Regions from separate parts of the Homo sapiens genome. Here region 1 is linked to region 2. A link is a loop called in an ENCODE intact Hi-C map of the cell type or tissue named here. Cell type or tissue: endothelial cell of umbilical vein. All regions are shown on one strand.

Region 1 (8,000 bases), 820 kb before region 2:
TCTAACCTCCTACCCTTAAGTGTGTTCACATGACAAATGTTTCAATAAATACTTAGTCTGAAAGACATTCTGGAATGTAGTTGTGCTAATATACTTGCTAACTATAGCTGCAGTTGTCTCTTCTTTTCCTGGAATGTGAAATAATAAATCACCATCTCAGAAGTCATTTTGAAAGCCTTAATCAGATAAATCCTCATTTTTCCAGGCAGTATTTCTGTTGTTGAGGGTTAGTCATAATTTTCTTCTCTTAATGATAAAAGTGATGTCTCGCTATTGAGCAGAGGCAAAATGTGAATGCTAATGTCTTACAACTGGGAGAACAAATCTATTAATTAAAGGAGTATTCCCTTGGAAAATATTTTTCTTCTCTTCATTAAAATGAAATAACTAATTTACTTAATTAATGATTATTCCCAAAGCTACTTCCAGATAATGATTATATTGAGTTTTAATTGGCTGATCTATACAAACTTGGCAAAGCATTAATATAAAACTGATATTTTTAAATGTTCATCAAAAATTGAAACATTCATCTCTGTTCAGAGAACAATAGTAACAAGTAGAAGAGATGGGAGATTGAGCCAATGGCTTGGTAATGTAAATCTCATCCTCACTATGCTGCTTTCTTTTGGAGGAAAACAGTTAACAAACTTTTCTTGTCTCCCTAGTTCTTATTGGTGAGAAAGCATTTATAGGAGATTAAAATTTTTAGTTCTGTAGTTATACTAAAAGGCATATCTTTCCTAATATAGAAACGTTTTAATAAATATGCTTTAAAATAGGTTTGTTATTTTGTCCACGGTATGGTATTTTCTCCCAAAGAAATGGAGTTAGGTGATTATGCTGAATAGAACTCTTCTCCAGTTTACTTTCTCAACCCAAACCCCAGAGCTGGGGTCTGTGACATGAGCTCAGTTTGGATTGGGAGGCTGATTTCTGTGGGTCCTTGCTGCCATCCTTGATTCTGTCATGAACATAACAGATATGAAGAAAACAAACTTCCAAGGACCCATGAAACAATTTGAGTGCAGATTCTGACTTCTTAAAAGCTCTTAAAAACAAATTTTTTCACCAGTACATCACCTTCAGGACTGACTTCCTGATGAATTCTGAGCTTGTCCACCCCCTTTGGTATCTGTCCCCAACTCCACACCGCAGAGAGACTGCTTGAGTTTAGCAACACTTTTAGAAAAAAAAGTAAATCTTTGATGATTTAACCAATAATTTCTTAAAGTCTCTTTTCCTATTTAGAAAATATTATTTGCCATCTTTAGCTTGACTTTATTTGGTTTTATTTGTTGGTAGAGAAATGGCAATTGAGATGTGAGAAAGTAGGACTGATTTTGGAACTGTGAGACAGACAAAATCAGTGGTTGCCAACCATACCATCCCCAACGCCCCTTTTATAAAAAATAATTTGCAATATCCCTTTTGCTACCCTTAAATGATAATACATAATTTTGCAAACCAATCAATAAAATATCTTAAACTAAAATATAAACGATAAATACAAGGAAAGTGATTTATAATAAATAATGCCACTGCAATATGTAAACAATTAGGGATGACTGTATTAAAAGATATAACAGAGAAGTATGATTGCATTTACGAAGAATCACTACAAACAAAATGACCACAGATATAGATCGGCACACACGCTGTATTAGTGATTCAACTTCCACAAACAACATTGCTGTCTATGATATATTTACGTGAAATGGTGATATTTTCTTTGTAAAATTCTGAAGAACGCAAAGTAAAATAATTCCCCTAATTTGCATGGTAGTAGCATTCTTGGGAAAATTTGGCATGATTAAAATTGTGTAAAAAGTACTTCATGTATTTTTGTCATGAGGAGGTTGATTCTAGGCTTAGATAATGATAAGTGAAGTTTTTCACCTATTTAATGTCAGGCACATTATTCACAGATTCTGTCGAATGTGGCACAATTCTTCATTTATCTGGACTGCCCAGTGCATTGCACTCTGGCTTGTACCCACCAAATTCAATAGCACCTTTCAATCACTGACAGCCAAAAATACTGCTTCCAACCACACAGCATTTTAGAACTCCTTTATGGCTATGGGACAGTACCTGCCTGTTGAGAGTCACTGGTCCCAATAAACAGCAGTGGGCTCAGCAGCTGTGATGGGCCTCCAGCCTACCTGTGTCATCACATACTCTTTGTGCCATCATGACTCTGTCATTACTCACTTTAATTCTTACATTATCTGTATCCTATGTGCTTTTTAAGATTAAGAATAGTAATTGGAAGACCGGAAAGAATCTTTGGCATCTGCCATTTTCACTGGATTAAGATCGCTAACGATGAGAAAACTTTTTGAAATGGGCCTATTTGTGGAGCTTACACATTTTTCTGTGGGTTCTTAAACCTCCATGAGAAGGTTAAATCTAGATGAATGGTTGGAGTTGGGGGTTACACTTAGAGGGTCTTATTTATGTCCACCAAGGGAAATAAACAGGGATAATTGGTTGAGGAATCCATGTCAGAGCCATAAGCCAGGAGCCAAAGAGATCAGATACAAATGCCAGATCCAAAGTGGGAAAAGTAAGCTTAAAAAAATGAGTCTGAGGCCAAGAATCAGGATAAAAAGATGAACTGTACTGAAGCAGGAGATGAGGAACAAAAGAAGAGGGGCCCAAAGAGATTTTGGTGTTTGTAGTTTGTGTTTATGGGACAGTAGGTATGTAGCTCACCCTTGGACGAAACCATATTAAAGTAGAGTTGGAACAGACACCTTTCAATCACTAGCATATAGGCGGTTTTATACAGATGTGACATAGAAGGCAGGTCTGTTGACCATATATTTTAACAAATTGCTAAATGGAAGTTTGTTTGGCTCATGGTTCCGCAGACTATGCAAAAAACATTGTGCCAGCATTCGCTCCTCTTGAGGGCTTTAGGAAGCTTCTGTCATGGTAGAAGCGGATGGGGAGCTGGTGTGTCATGGGGAGAGAGGAGAATGTGAGATAGAGAGAGGGAAGGGATACAGTGTTCTTTTGAACAAACAGCTCTTGCGTGACCAAATAGAGTGAGAACTCACTCATTACCTCAGGACAGTACAAAGCTATTCATGAGGGATCTGCCCCCGTGACCCAAACACCTCCCACTAGGCCCCAACTCCAACATTGGGGATTGCATTTTAACGTGAGATTTGTAGGGGTCAAATATTCAAACTATATCAGGGTGCTTACACTCAATCAGTTCAGCTCTTTTAAATACCAAGACTCTTTGAAGGCTCTTACCACATTCTTCTAAGGTATCTACCTCTTTCCCTCAGGTTGTGGTTGTGAACCTCAGCAAGGCTGTAGTTCTCAATACCACCAACTTCCACAGGCCCAAATCGGTTCATTTATGGGATTCCTATTCTACATACCTTGGGAATGGGAAAGTGGAACTTTAGGGGGTAATGGGGTAGTGGTGGAGGTGTGGTGGTACTTATATGGAGTTCTGCCAAAACTGTACATCTCAATAAGCCCTTCAAAGAAGAGTTGGTCCTGGTAGTTGTAAGTCGTCTGATCTTAAATATGAGTAGTGTGTGCCCAGCATGAATCTTAGTGGTCAATTTCTGGCAAACAAAATCCCATGTGTTATCCGACACCATCCTATTTATACGTATATGTCAAGGTAACATTTTGGGGTATTTCAGTAAGTTTTAAGAAACATGTCTTCATGTGATTTAAATCTCATTAGTAGCATGTTTGTGAACTAATTAACTGACTTTCCAGGATGGGCTTTTTGATAGCATGTAGGTATAAATGTATAAAAATTCCCTAAAGGACCATAAATAAATTTATTTCCTTCATTGTTACTACATGATCTTTAATGTCAACTGGTTATCTAACAAAGGTCTTCTTGTAGTAGACACACAAAAATAAAGTTTAGAAAATAAGACCCATAGAAAAAGATTAAAGGGTTATTCAGAAAAACTGAGAACCATCTTGGTGATCATCCTCAAGAATAAAGAGAATATTGGTGAATTATTCTTCATAAGGAATAGAAAGAAGAGTGAATAAAGTGTTAACGGCAGTACTTGAATAGGTCAGAAATTCCAGCCCCTTGGAAACTGTCAAGGATTGCATTGGCAATGACAGATGTTTGGTATTGTTCTCTCTAGATTAAAACAGGATAATTCCCTCATCTGTTTGCTGTGATCTGGGACATGTTAACTAAAGCAGGTAGACAAATTTGATAGCTTTACTAAAGTTCAGTCAACTGTTGTTAGAAAACCCTCTGTTCTTCAAAATAACAGATGTTGGTGAAGCTTCAGAGAGAAGGGAATGCTTACACACTGTTCGTGCTAATGTAAATTAGTTCAGCCACTGTGGAAAGCAGTTTGGAGATTTCTTAAAGAACTTAAAACTGTGATTCAACCCAGCAATCCCATTACTAGGTATATACACAAAGGAACATAAATCATTATACCAAAGAGACACATGCACTCTTATGTTTATCGCAATACTATTCGCAATAGCAAAAACATGGAATCAACCTAGTGCCTATCAATAGTGGATTGGATAAAGAAAATATGGTACATATACACCATGGAATACTACATGGCCATAAAAAGAATGAAATCATGTCCTTTGCAGCAACATGGAGGCAGCTGAGGGCCATCATCCTAAGCGAATTAATGCAGGAACAGAAAACCAAATACTGCATGTTCTCACTTACAAGTGGAAGCTAAACATTGGGTACATATGGACATAAAGATGGGAACAATAGACACGGGGTCTACTAGAGTGGGGGACAAGGGCTGAAAAACTACCTATTGGATAATATGTTCACTACCTGGATTAAAGAATCATTTGTACACCAAATCTCAGTGTCATGCAATATGCCCATGCAACAAACCTGTACATGTTAGTCCCTGAACCTAAAATAAAAGTTGAAATTACGTAAATGCATTAAAAAAGAAAACTTCTGTAATTCTTAGAACAGCCTCTGGAGGTCAGGGTTGAGGCATGGCGCACAGCTAAGCTCCCCAACTCGCTGCCTAGCCAGTCAAAATAAGGCAGACACTAATACTTTGGTTCTCCATCTGGTACCATTCATGAGCTCTAAGTTTGTTTACTCAAAAACTGTATTTAAACTAATAAATTAATGTGCTGCTATTGAAGATTTGAAAATACATTTAGCTTATACATTTAAGTAAGAGTCCATATTAATTTCTTTAAAACAAATAAGGTAGAGCTTTAAGAACATTTTTAAAAAATCTATGTAGACCTTGAAATGTGTAAAGATTTGTAAAATCACGTATCTTAAAAGTTAAAGTACTTCAACTTTAATAGGATCATTTGAAGTTTTCTCACGTTCCTAAAATTTAGGGTTGCAATCATTCTCTTAATTCAAAAGCATTTGAAAGCTCTCCAAATAATATTAAAATCATTTGGAACAAGACAGAATAATTTACCATTATTATTGTACTTCAGTGGTTTTTCAGCCCCAGTTCAGAGGATGGCAGGCAGCCAAAAGACATCCTCTACACCGTTTCTCCTGAGCATCAGCAATCCAAAATTCAGGCAAGTTAGAGGAGGGTTCGTCTAAAGTGCTTTGCAATGTTTTGGAGCTACCATCTTTCCTGTTCTCTGGTTATTTTCTGATTTCTTCCATTTTTGATTTTTTAAACAGTGCTCCCAGATATCCTTGAATATTTGGGGAAAATATGAAAGGTAATATTACCTTTTTAAACATCTAAGTGTGAAATTGCTATATTTGGTTGTATATTTCAAGCTGCTTCCAAATATTATTGAGAAAGAATATGCTCTGGTAATAAACATTAGTTTACCCTGAGACAAGTGTGTTGTTCTTTACATTAGATGATCTTGCTGAACCCTTCTGGGACTGAATTGTCCCTGGCAACTTGCTGTGAGCCATCTGCTTGTTCTCACACTTTCATGCTACATTTTTCATGAATAGAATGGGTTAATTAAATTGGGTTTGTGGAAGCTGAAATAGTAAACAAATTAAATTTCCAAATAAAACTAAAAATCTATGATGCCATTTAAAAATAACCTGTACTTAATTTGTTTAAAACCTGGAGCGGTGGCTCACACCTGTAATTCTGGCACTTTGGGAGGCCTGGGTGGGCAGATTTTTTCAGTCCAGGAGTTTGAGACCAGGCTGGGCAACATGACAAAGCTCCAATCTCTAGAAAAAATACAAAAATTAGCTGGGCATGCTGGCGTGCACCTGTGGTCCCAGCTACTCGGGAGACTGAGGTGGGAGGATTGCTTGAGCACAGGAGGTTGAGGCTGCAATGAGCCAAGACCACCCCATTCTACTACAGCCTAGGTGACAGAGCAAGACCCTGTGTAAAAAAAAAAATTGTTCGGAGATATTAAAAGAAAAATTTTGAAGACTGTTATTCTTCCTGTTATTTTCACATATAGTGGAACACATATTAGATGAGTCATTCTTTATTCAATGTTTATCTGTCGTGGCAAAAATTATTTGAATACAACTTGGGTTTATTCAAAATGAAAAAAACAATGTTCACTTTGCCTCAGGATAGCAACTCTTTCTAATCTTATTTTTTAACCTAAAAGTAAAGACAGTGCATGTCAACCTGATATCCAACTATCTTTCCTGTGGGTGTTTTTTCTTTTTTTTTTTTGTCTTGTTAGATGGGATGGCTTCGTTTATTTCTACTTTTTCCTAGCAGTTGAAACTTCCACTCATCAAAGTAGTGGTTGCTTATCTACTACCCCAAGCAGATAGATGCATGTACACCCCAAAAGCATATCAAGCTGAACATATTCAATTTCTCATATTAGACTGATTTGGGAGACTAAAGAAGGTTTGGGGCCAAGACTAGCCGATTTGAGGTTAATTAAATCTACATAAAGTAATTATTTACCTCTGGTGAATATAGTGCTTCTAAGGGATGTAGCTGCAGTGAGGATTGAAAGGCATGAGTTTCGGCCGGGCGCGGTGGCTCAAGCCTGTAATCCCAGCACTTTGGGAGGCCGAGGTGGGCGGATCACGAGGTCAGGAGTTCGAGACCATCCTGGCCAACATGGTGAAACCCCGTCTCTACTAAAAATACAAAAAAATTAGCCTGGCATGGTGGCGGGCACCTGTAGTCCCAGCTACTCAGGAGGCTGAGGCAGGAGAATGGCGTGAACCCGGGAGGCGGAGCTTGCATTGAGCCGAGATCACGCCACTACACTCCAGCCTGGGTGACAGAGTGAGACTCCGTCTCAAAAAAAAGAAAGGCATGAGTTTCTTCCCTCAGTGCAATTAAAATGGGAATGAGGGTGGGGCTATAGTAAGCTCTAGATAGACAGTTGGGAAGTCCCACCTTATTTCTAGGAGACGTGATAAAAGGCAAATTCTGAAACCTCTGGCAAATCTTCCATTCATTGGAAATATTAAGCATTTGGGTTTGCTAATTAGTAAAATATCATGTGGCTCCAAACTTCTGCAATTTTTGAAAAGGCAACTAGCCATAGATTTTGGTAGTTGTGTCTAAGTAGATTACAAATTGAGCATTTCTGCCTGCCCAGGAGGCACGGCCTGGGGTTCGCTGCCCCAAATGTCTCAAATGTTGGTGTTGTGACAGCTGGTATCACTTTGTCCCATAGAGAGTCCTTGTGTTTCCAGACATGGGAGCCCTGTAACATTTTTGGAGTAACTCTCTTTCACTTACTGATTGATTTCAATCCACTTTCTCTTCTAAAATGATGCCTGGTGCATATTAGTCAAATTAAGTGGACTACAAATTTGTCTTTCTTAAAACATCAATATGAATATATGGGTAATTTATCCTTTGTAAAGTGAGACCAATATAATAGAAATTCATCCTAAATATGCACGCAAAAAAGATGAGAGTAATGGTGTTTAATCTTAAAAATTAACATTTGTGGAAGTAATGAGGAAAGTGTGAATTAAAAGGGAAAGCTGCTTTTGACCTGGGTTTCAAGAGTGTCTGCTTCTGGATGGGGTCAACATATATCCTCCAATTTGCAGATACAGA
Region 2 (8,000 bases):
CATTTCAGTGTATTATTTTTGTCAGTTTAGTGAGAGAACCAGTATAGCAGGCTTTCACATGGAGTTTTCTCAAAAAGTGACATACGTAAGTTATCTTACTCAATGTTTTTATACCCATAGACGGCTTTATAGCTCAATACATGAGTCCTTAGTTAAGATAACTGTATGCGAGCTACCACGATATTGGAACTTGATTGTGTTAGTATTACTCATCAGTCATATTGATACAGGGCACCAGGGCACTGATACCTTCTAAGAAACATTCTTCAAATTACAATAATAGTTGAAACAAGCTTAGCATTGAGGTTCCTAGAAATAGTTAAACTTCCATAGACTGTATAAAAACTAAAACATAGTGTAGATGTAACCCAACGAGGCTATATACATTTTAACAAGAGGGATATGAGTGTTGATCCAAACATGTGAGTGAGAATTGAATCAATATTGGAGAAAACTGCTACTGTTGCCTGGGGAAGAAATGCAGGGACTGTCTCCTGGGGATCACCAGGGGTCAGAGTCAGCCTTCATCTCTGCCAAGGTTCTTTGTCTGTTGCAGCTGGTGATGAAACAGGTCTGAACTCTTGAATAAAATGAATTGCCAAAAATCCAGGACTTCCTCAGAATAACACTTTGGACTTACTATGGCCAAATCCCAGCATAGGGGTATTAGCCATTAGGAAAGAAAAGGGGCCATTTTTCTTACTATGGAGAAAAGCAGTTGTTGAAGTGGCTTACCCTGAGTTAGTAGCAACAGACATAGAGGTCTAAGAAAGTGCATCCTTGTAACAAGCAGAGTCTGCTGGCATTAGGGCCCAATCACTAACATCAGGGTGGAGCGAACTGATGATTCAAAAAATGAGGAGGATTCTTTAGATGACCATTAGGGGAAACAAAGTTAGGCTCTGGGCAGGGGGAAACCCAAGGTATACATTACAGTTGGGATGGTGCTAAGGACTGTATTGCTTTTTGGTTTAGTAGGCAGCATGTGCAGTGTCAGAACAGACCTCACCAAAGGGAAAAAGTACATGAGAGGGTGGGCTCTTAGAAATGGAACCATGATTTGGATAAACAACATTATGCATCTTTAATGTAGTAATGTAAAGTCAAGTCTAACTATGACTCAGATTATAATGCACATGGAGTATCTGGGATTTAATATTTAATTCATGCATCCATCTACCTGCTCACCAGTAATTTATGCAGCAGGCATGTATTGAGCACTACTGTCTTCCAACTAGGACAAACTTTAATGTGATATTATTGCAGGCCTATAGGAACTGGCTAGTCAGGAATTCAGACTTGTATGCAAATAATTATGATAGTGATAAGTGCTGTAAGACAGAAATGGGAACCTGGGAGAAATAATACCTGATTTTTGCCAGGTATAGTGAATGAAAGTCTCACAGGACACCTGACTTTTGAGATAAAACTTGAAGGATAAATTTATCAGGTAGACAGTGGGAGAACTGGCATTCCAGCTACATGACAGCATGTACAAAGGCAGGGAGTCCTGGAAGGAGTTTTAGCTGATGATGACAAGTTCAGTGAAACTGTCATAGAGTGCTTTGAGACTAGAGAGAGTGCTAGTGCTCTAAAGTGCTTAGAGACTAGTAGAGTTACACATAAAAGAACACAGTATGTTCCAGGAACTGCAGTTGTTTCTCTACCCTTTTTCACTCAGTCCCTTTTTCTTTTGATGAATGGCACAATAATAAAAAAAAAAAAAAAAAACAGGAACCTATCATAGTGCCGAGATGACCCTAATTTACCCATGGCCAGTACTATGCCATGGTGAATACTCCTGGACCTTCAGCTTGTCTCAAGAACAAAGACTGAACATGCATAGGGCAGGTCCTGTAACCTTTAGCTCCAGTGGGAAGAAACCCTTGCTCTTACCTGGCAGTTCCTTGGTTTAGCATACTCCAGGATAGGTGAGACAATCCAGACCCCTTACAAGGCTTGATTTGGGGGTAGGGTATGTTTTTATCACATCTCTTTGACTAAATCAGTACCCCTAGAAAGGCCTGCAATTGCCTTCTGCCCAAGACTAAAGGTGAAGGAAAAGACTAAAGAGGATATATCATCGTCTCTTAATTTAATCCATAAAGCTCAGGAACTCACTGAAGGACACGGACCAGAAATGCCTCATAGCCCAATTATCTAACATTGCTAAGAGATACAGGCATTTCCAGATATTTAAATATCTCTTCAGTTTCTGATGTATACATTGAAGCAATGTTAGAACTGAAAATTATCTGTGATGATGTTATGCTAAGATAGTGTGTTATGTAGCAGAATTAAGAATATCATATTCCAAAATAGTGGTTCAATTAAAATATTTTAATACTAATATTAGAAGAATTAAACATTTTCAGCAATGCTATAATAGTAATTGCTCCCTATGGACAGGGACAGTTAGAGGTGCTTTAACCTAAGCATCTGTTCTGTTTTCTCAGTACCCATGTGGTAACAGTTTTAAACATTTTGAATAATACACCTGTGTGTAAACATGTATTGGCAAACATTTCACCTACAGCATAGCTATATTCGTCTTTTTCTGAGGTACTTCATCAATGGATTTTACTGCACTTAATTACATTTAAGAAGAGAAAGTAAGTTAATCTTTTTCTTCCAAGTATTCCATCATACACCAAAGCAATAACATAACAGGAATAGTAGATTAATAGCATTTCGCTTTGGGCCTGGATCGTGTTTTGTCAATCATTTCTCCTATAATCAATAATTAACAGATGGATAATAATTTTGAGAGACAAGTCAAGTTTTAAAAATATTAATTTATCTTTAAAATATAGCAAACTCCTGTTACAGATAGAGTTGTTAGGTGGATTAAAAATAAATTGGAGGATAATGGATTTTTATCTTCAGAGCACTTTAGACTTTGAAATCTTTAGGACTTCAGTAGTAAAAACCTATTCTCTGTTTTAATAATGTGGACGTCAAATAGATCTTTCTTGCGTGAACTATTGTAACATGTATTCTCTGTTTTATTCATTTATCACTTATCTATGGCCCCTAAAAAATATTTTTATCAATGTTATTTATATTTTTCTGTGTGTTCTCAACTGTACTCTAAGTTTCTTAGACCTATTTGAATTCTCAATGCCTCCCACAGTGTATAATCAGAGATAGATATTAATGTGAATAATGATGGTGAAAATGTAATATTGTGCTCCCTAGAGTATTAAGGGAAAAGTAATACAAATGAGAGTAAGCTTTATTCACAAATGGAACCTTAAAAGATTCTAAACACAGTTTATTGAGAATAGAACATAATTTTAATGTAAAAAAATGCCTAAAATAAATGAAATAAATGGTGTTTAGTTCTCAATGTTGCATTTTAATATGACTATTTTTTTAAACCAGAAGGTAAAATGCATCCAATCTAAAGCTCATGTTTCTGATAACTAATCAGTCCACGACTATATATTATAGTTTATTTAAGTAGGACTAACTACATGTAAATGAAAATAGATATTTAATTTGGATCAAATAAGCATAACTATGATTCCATCCTTTTAAAACCAAACTGGGCATTACCACAAGACGTATATTTAGCAAAAACTTGAGTTTATTTATTCTTTTGGAATATGTCATCTAAACTAATTATAGAAACTAACCCTTAGATAAATCTATTGAACAAATTACCAGCTATGTTTTGAATGGTTAAATGATTCACATCCAGCTTTTGAATTTATTTTCCTGGTTTGTGTGTGTGTGTGTGTCTGTAGCATGAAGATAGAAGTGTTCTTGAACAAATGGGCTATACCTTAGCATAGCCTAGTGGCTAAGTAACAGTATTAACTTAAAACTCAAATAACTATTCCTGTTTTTATTAAATAAAATTATTTTCCTAATTCAAAGGTTACTTTCTCAACCAAAAAAAGTAAAATAAAATGGAACTAATAAATGACTGTTATGACAATTAAATCTATAACTGAAAAAGAGAAAATTGGCTTTCACAAATATGTGGAAGCATTATGACCATGATCTATGAGAAGTCTGCATGCAACTGATTACTTTTATAGTAAAAATAGAGTTTCGTAACTATATAACTATAATAGAAGACTTTTATCATAGTTTCTAATTGGTAAGATAAAATTTTAGCAAAACTACTCTGAGATGAATCTCATATTTCTCTTTGTGTAGAGTCATGCTTGGCTATTTACACATTTTGTTGAATGAACGGATGGATTAAAATATTTTGACATTGTCACAGATAAAACTCTGTAGTTTAATTTCCATCATAAAGATAGAAAAGGCATTGGGCTCATCTCTTGTTGCAAGGAGAGACAATAGTTAAACTTCCAGCAGAAAAACGAGACAAGCCCCACACCGGCTGCTTTGTGGCCCCACCATTTCCCAGAGAGAGGGCCAGCTGGGCATCCAGAGGTTGGGACAGCATGCCTACATAAACTGCATTCACACACTAAATATTCAGACATTGTATTTCCTCATAAAGTGAAATGACTGCACTCTAGTAAAGTTTCATTGTTTAGATTATTATTCAGGGTTTATGATCTCCAACTAATTTAGGGGAGGAAAATCTTAGCTGCGTCGAGGTAGTATTTGCTCAAAGAGTCCAGGCTTTAAACAAAGCCAAGTCTGTTCTTTCACAAAGCAAATTGATATTTCATTTTTAAATGTACCTTTTAGAATGACTTTCCCCTGTGTCCTTGTCTAAAATAACTATGTTTCGACATCTGACCTTGACTTGAACCTATGTATGTATGTATGTGTAGGTCTACTTGCATTCCCAGGTTGAACTTGGCCCAGCCTGGCTTATCCTGATTTCACCGAAATCCTACTTGAGTCCCTTGAACTATAATAATAATAATAATATTAATTAATACTAATCTTTTTTTTTTAAGACAGAGTCTCACTCTGTCGCCCAGGCTGAATTGCAGTGGCACCATCTCCGCTCACTGCAACCTCCACCTCCTAGGCTTAAGCAGTCCTCCCACTTCAGTCTCCCAAGTAGCTGAGACTACAGGCATGCACCACCACACCTGGCTAAATTTTGTATTAATTAGGCTAATTATACAATCACACGAATGTCTTGAGTGCGATGGTAACTACAAAATAAAAGTCATGTAGACGGTAAGTATTGAGTCAGCTGTTTAGGTTTATCAATCCTTGATTTTTTTGTATTAATTAGTGCAGTGGTAACTACAAAATAAATGTCATGTAGACAGTAAGTATTGAGTTAGCTGTTTAGGTTTATCAATCCCCAATTTTTTTGTATTAGAGACAGGGTAGAGACAGGGTTTCGCTATGTTGCCCAGGCTGGACTCAAACTACTGCACTCAAGCGATCCTCCTGCCTCAGCCTCCCACAGTGCTGGAAATACAGACGTGAGCCACTGTGCTCGGCCTTATGATATTCTTCAAGTTTTAACCACATCATTTGACTTTATTCAAAAGAAAATGCTTGAAGACAAATGAGAAAAATAGAAATGTACAAATCATCATTAATTCATTGAGAGTATAACAGTTATATCCCTATTAGGTCCTTTGCTTAATTGTTAGACTTTAATTTACATTTTTATTTGACAGCTATTATGGATGTAGATATGGTAGTTCGTTGCTCTTTGTGTGTTTATTTTTCTGCTAACTTTATTTTGTCTTCTCTCTATGTCCAAGGGAGAAAAATGAAAATATTACATAAGGGCTTTGAACCATGTCTGAGCAACTGACTTGAGTGATTTATCTAAGAAATAAGCTCAGGTTCTAAAAATAAAGAGCATCTGGAGATTATTTCATGGCAAGTGAGAGGAATAAGAAAGCACTTTCACTTTATTTCAGTCTAATGCTGTCTAACACTTTTTAAATAACTGGTGGTGCTCATTGTATGTTTTACTACAATTTGCTAGTTTAACTTGTAATTTTCTTGCTTAAATCATTAAATAAGTATGATTTGATCCATATAGCTCTACCAGTCTATCAAATCTTGCTAGTTGTGATATTAAAATTTGTCAAGTTTTATGATACATTGTTGATCTCATTAGATTTACATACCAGGTGAGTTAGTTTTAATTTCATCTCAGGTTGTTTTTGTTTATTTTTAGTTATAGTTTTATGTGTGATTCATTTTTATTTTAATTTAAAAAAATTTTTTAGACAGGGTCTTATCCTGTCTCCCAGGCTGTAGTGCAGTGGTGTGAACAGAGCTCACTGCAGCCTCCACCTCCTGGGCTCAAGTGACCCTCCCATCTCAGCCTCGTGAGTAGCTGGGACCACAGGTGTGTGCCACCATACCTGACTAGTTTTTTTAAAAAAATTTTTATAGAGATGGGGTCTCCCTATATTGCCCAGGCTGTTCTTGAACTCCTGGACTCAGGTGATCCTCCTTCCTCAGCCTCCCAAAGTGCTGAGATTACAAGTGTGAGCCACCACACCCAGCTAAATTGCTTTATTTGAAGAGGGATTGATAAACCTAAACAGCTGACTCAATACTTACTGTCTACATGACTTTTATTTTGTAGTTACCATCACACTCAAGACATTCATGTGATTGTATAATTAGCCTAATTAAATGTTTTGTGGAAAGAATCAGTGAGAGAGACTAGTGTCATTGAAATTAGCATTCTAAAGACCTTTGCCAGCTCTACTCTAGAATGCTCATAGTACTCACTTCCTCTGTTTCTTCTGTCTCTTATCAGGTGCTGTCTCTACAGCAGCCCATCCTGTTCACCCTACAAAGAACCCTTCTCTCTCTGCTTCCAATTCTACTTTTAACTGGCTTCATTCTTTTTTTTAAGCTCTTATTATCTGTGTGATATTTATTGTTTATTAACTGTATCCTCAACTAGAATGCTATTGCCATGGTGTAATTTGCTATTGATTAGCTTCCCAACTAAATTTGATTGCCATAGAATAGGAACCTTGTCTCACTTGCTATTTTTAAACCCAATTTTTAGAACATTGCCTAGTATTTAGTAGAAGCTAAACAAATATTTGTTGAATTGATGAATTTTTTTTAGAAAAGAATAGAATGCAGAAATTATGCTCACAGTTGTAAGTGGACTGATTGTTTGGATATTAACTTCAAATTATCTAATTGGTACCACTGTAAGGTGGATTTGTTGGAGTGTGTTTCAAAACATTATTGCCCCAGAAGAATTACAGGAAGTCTCCTTTTTTCACAAATTTAAATTTGACTATAAATCTAAAGACTGTATTAAAAAGAAATATATTATTTCCCCAAAACTTTAAATTGAAATTAATTACTGTCTGCAGGGAGGCTTGTTGCCTGTCAACATTTATTCTTAGACCATCCCTGTGGTTGAACTGTAGGAAGAAGTTTTAGCAACATTTCTTGTGGGTAGAGTATACCCCAGGGTTAATATGTTTTAATTTGTAAGAATGATGTATTATGTAACCAATACTTATAAAAATTAAAGGCAAAAAAAAAACACCCTAGATTTGAGCTTCGTTCATATTATCTTTATGGACTAAATAAAAGTAATTTGCTTTCTTTCTGCTACAGTGACCCCTGAATTTGAATAGTCATGCTATATTTATTTCAGTATTTATTCTGTCAATTCTATTTGGTGTACACTTTTTTTTCACATTTAGATAGGCTCAAAAATAATTCATGAAAATATTTTCCCCAACAGCTGACAAGAATGAGGAGAAATATACAAGGAACCAGTGTTTTAATGATGAGACAGGCAGGAAGAGTCCTAGACTGTATACGGAGAGGAATGGACTAAGCAAGCAAAAGCATGGGCTGACAGTACCAAGACTTGCAAAGATTTCAGAGTCAGAGCATGGCAGTGGGCCAAAGTCGGGATGAAACTTAGGAGCAGAAGGTTACATAAACCAGAAAGCATCATACATGGCAGTAGTGAAGGGCAATAGCAGCAAAAGTACAGCATATGGCAGCAAAGCTGGCCTTACTTGAAAGTCCCTGAAAAAAGGAAGGAAAAAGCTTAAGATCAGCAGAGGTCTAAAGAGGAGAAAATGAGTGTTTATGGAACA

What was found. A loop is a pair of places that touch in the nucleus more often than their neighbours do. Peaks named below come from ENCODE experiments on the same cell type or tissue, not always from the same donor. Only the 100,000 strongest peaks of a DNase experiment are listed, where the experiment ranks them.
Region 1: a loop joins it to region 2, with 6 times the contacts of the local background. A loop is called at or near these places in 3 of 110 quality-filtered maps.

Annotation. Positions count from the first base shown.
Region 1 is chr7:123,364,688-123,372,687 of GRCh38, reverse strand. No RefSeq gene overlaps it. Among named protein-coding and RNA genes, the nearest start is that of IQUB, 170 kb to the left of the region's middle. In endothelial cell of umbilical vein, a CTCF peak has its summit at 4,966; a DNase peak (open chromatin) is centred at 4,957.
Region 2 is chr7:122,546,507-122,554,506 of GRCh38, reverse strand. The region is part of intron 8 of CADPS2 (calcium dependent secretion activator 2); the gene reads left to right. The region is part of intron 3 of LOC105375481 (a long non-coding RNA gene); the gene reads right to left. Among named protein-coding and RNA genes, the nearest start is that of RNF133, 150 kb to the left of the region's middle. In endothelial cell of umbilical vein, no CTCF peak of the experiment used is centred here; a DNase peak (open chromatin) is centred at 3,706.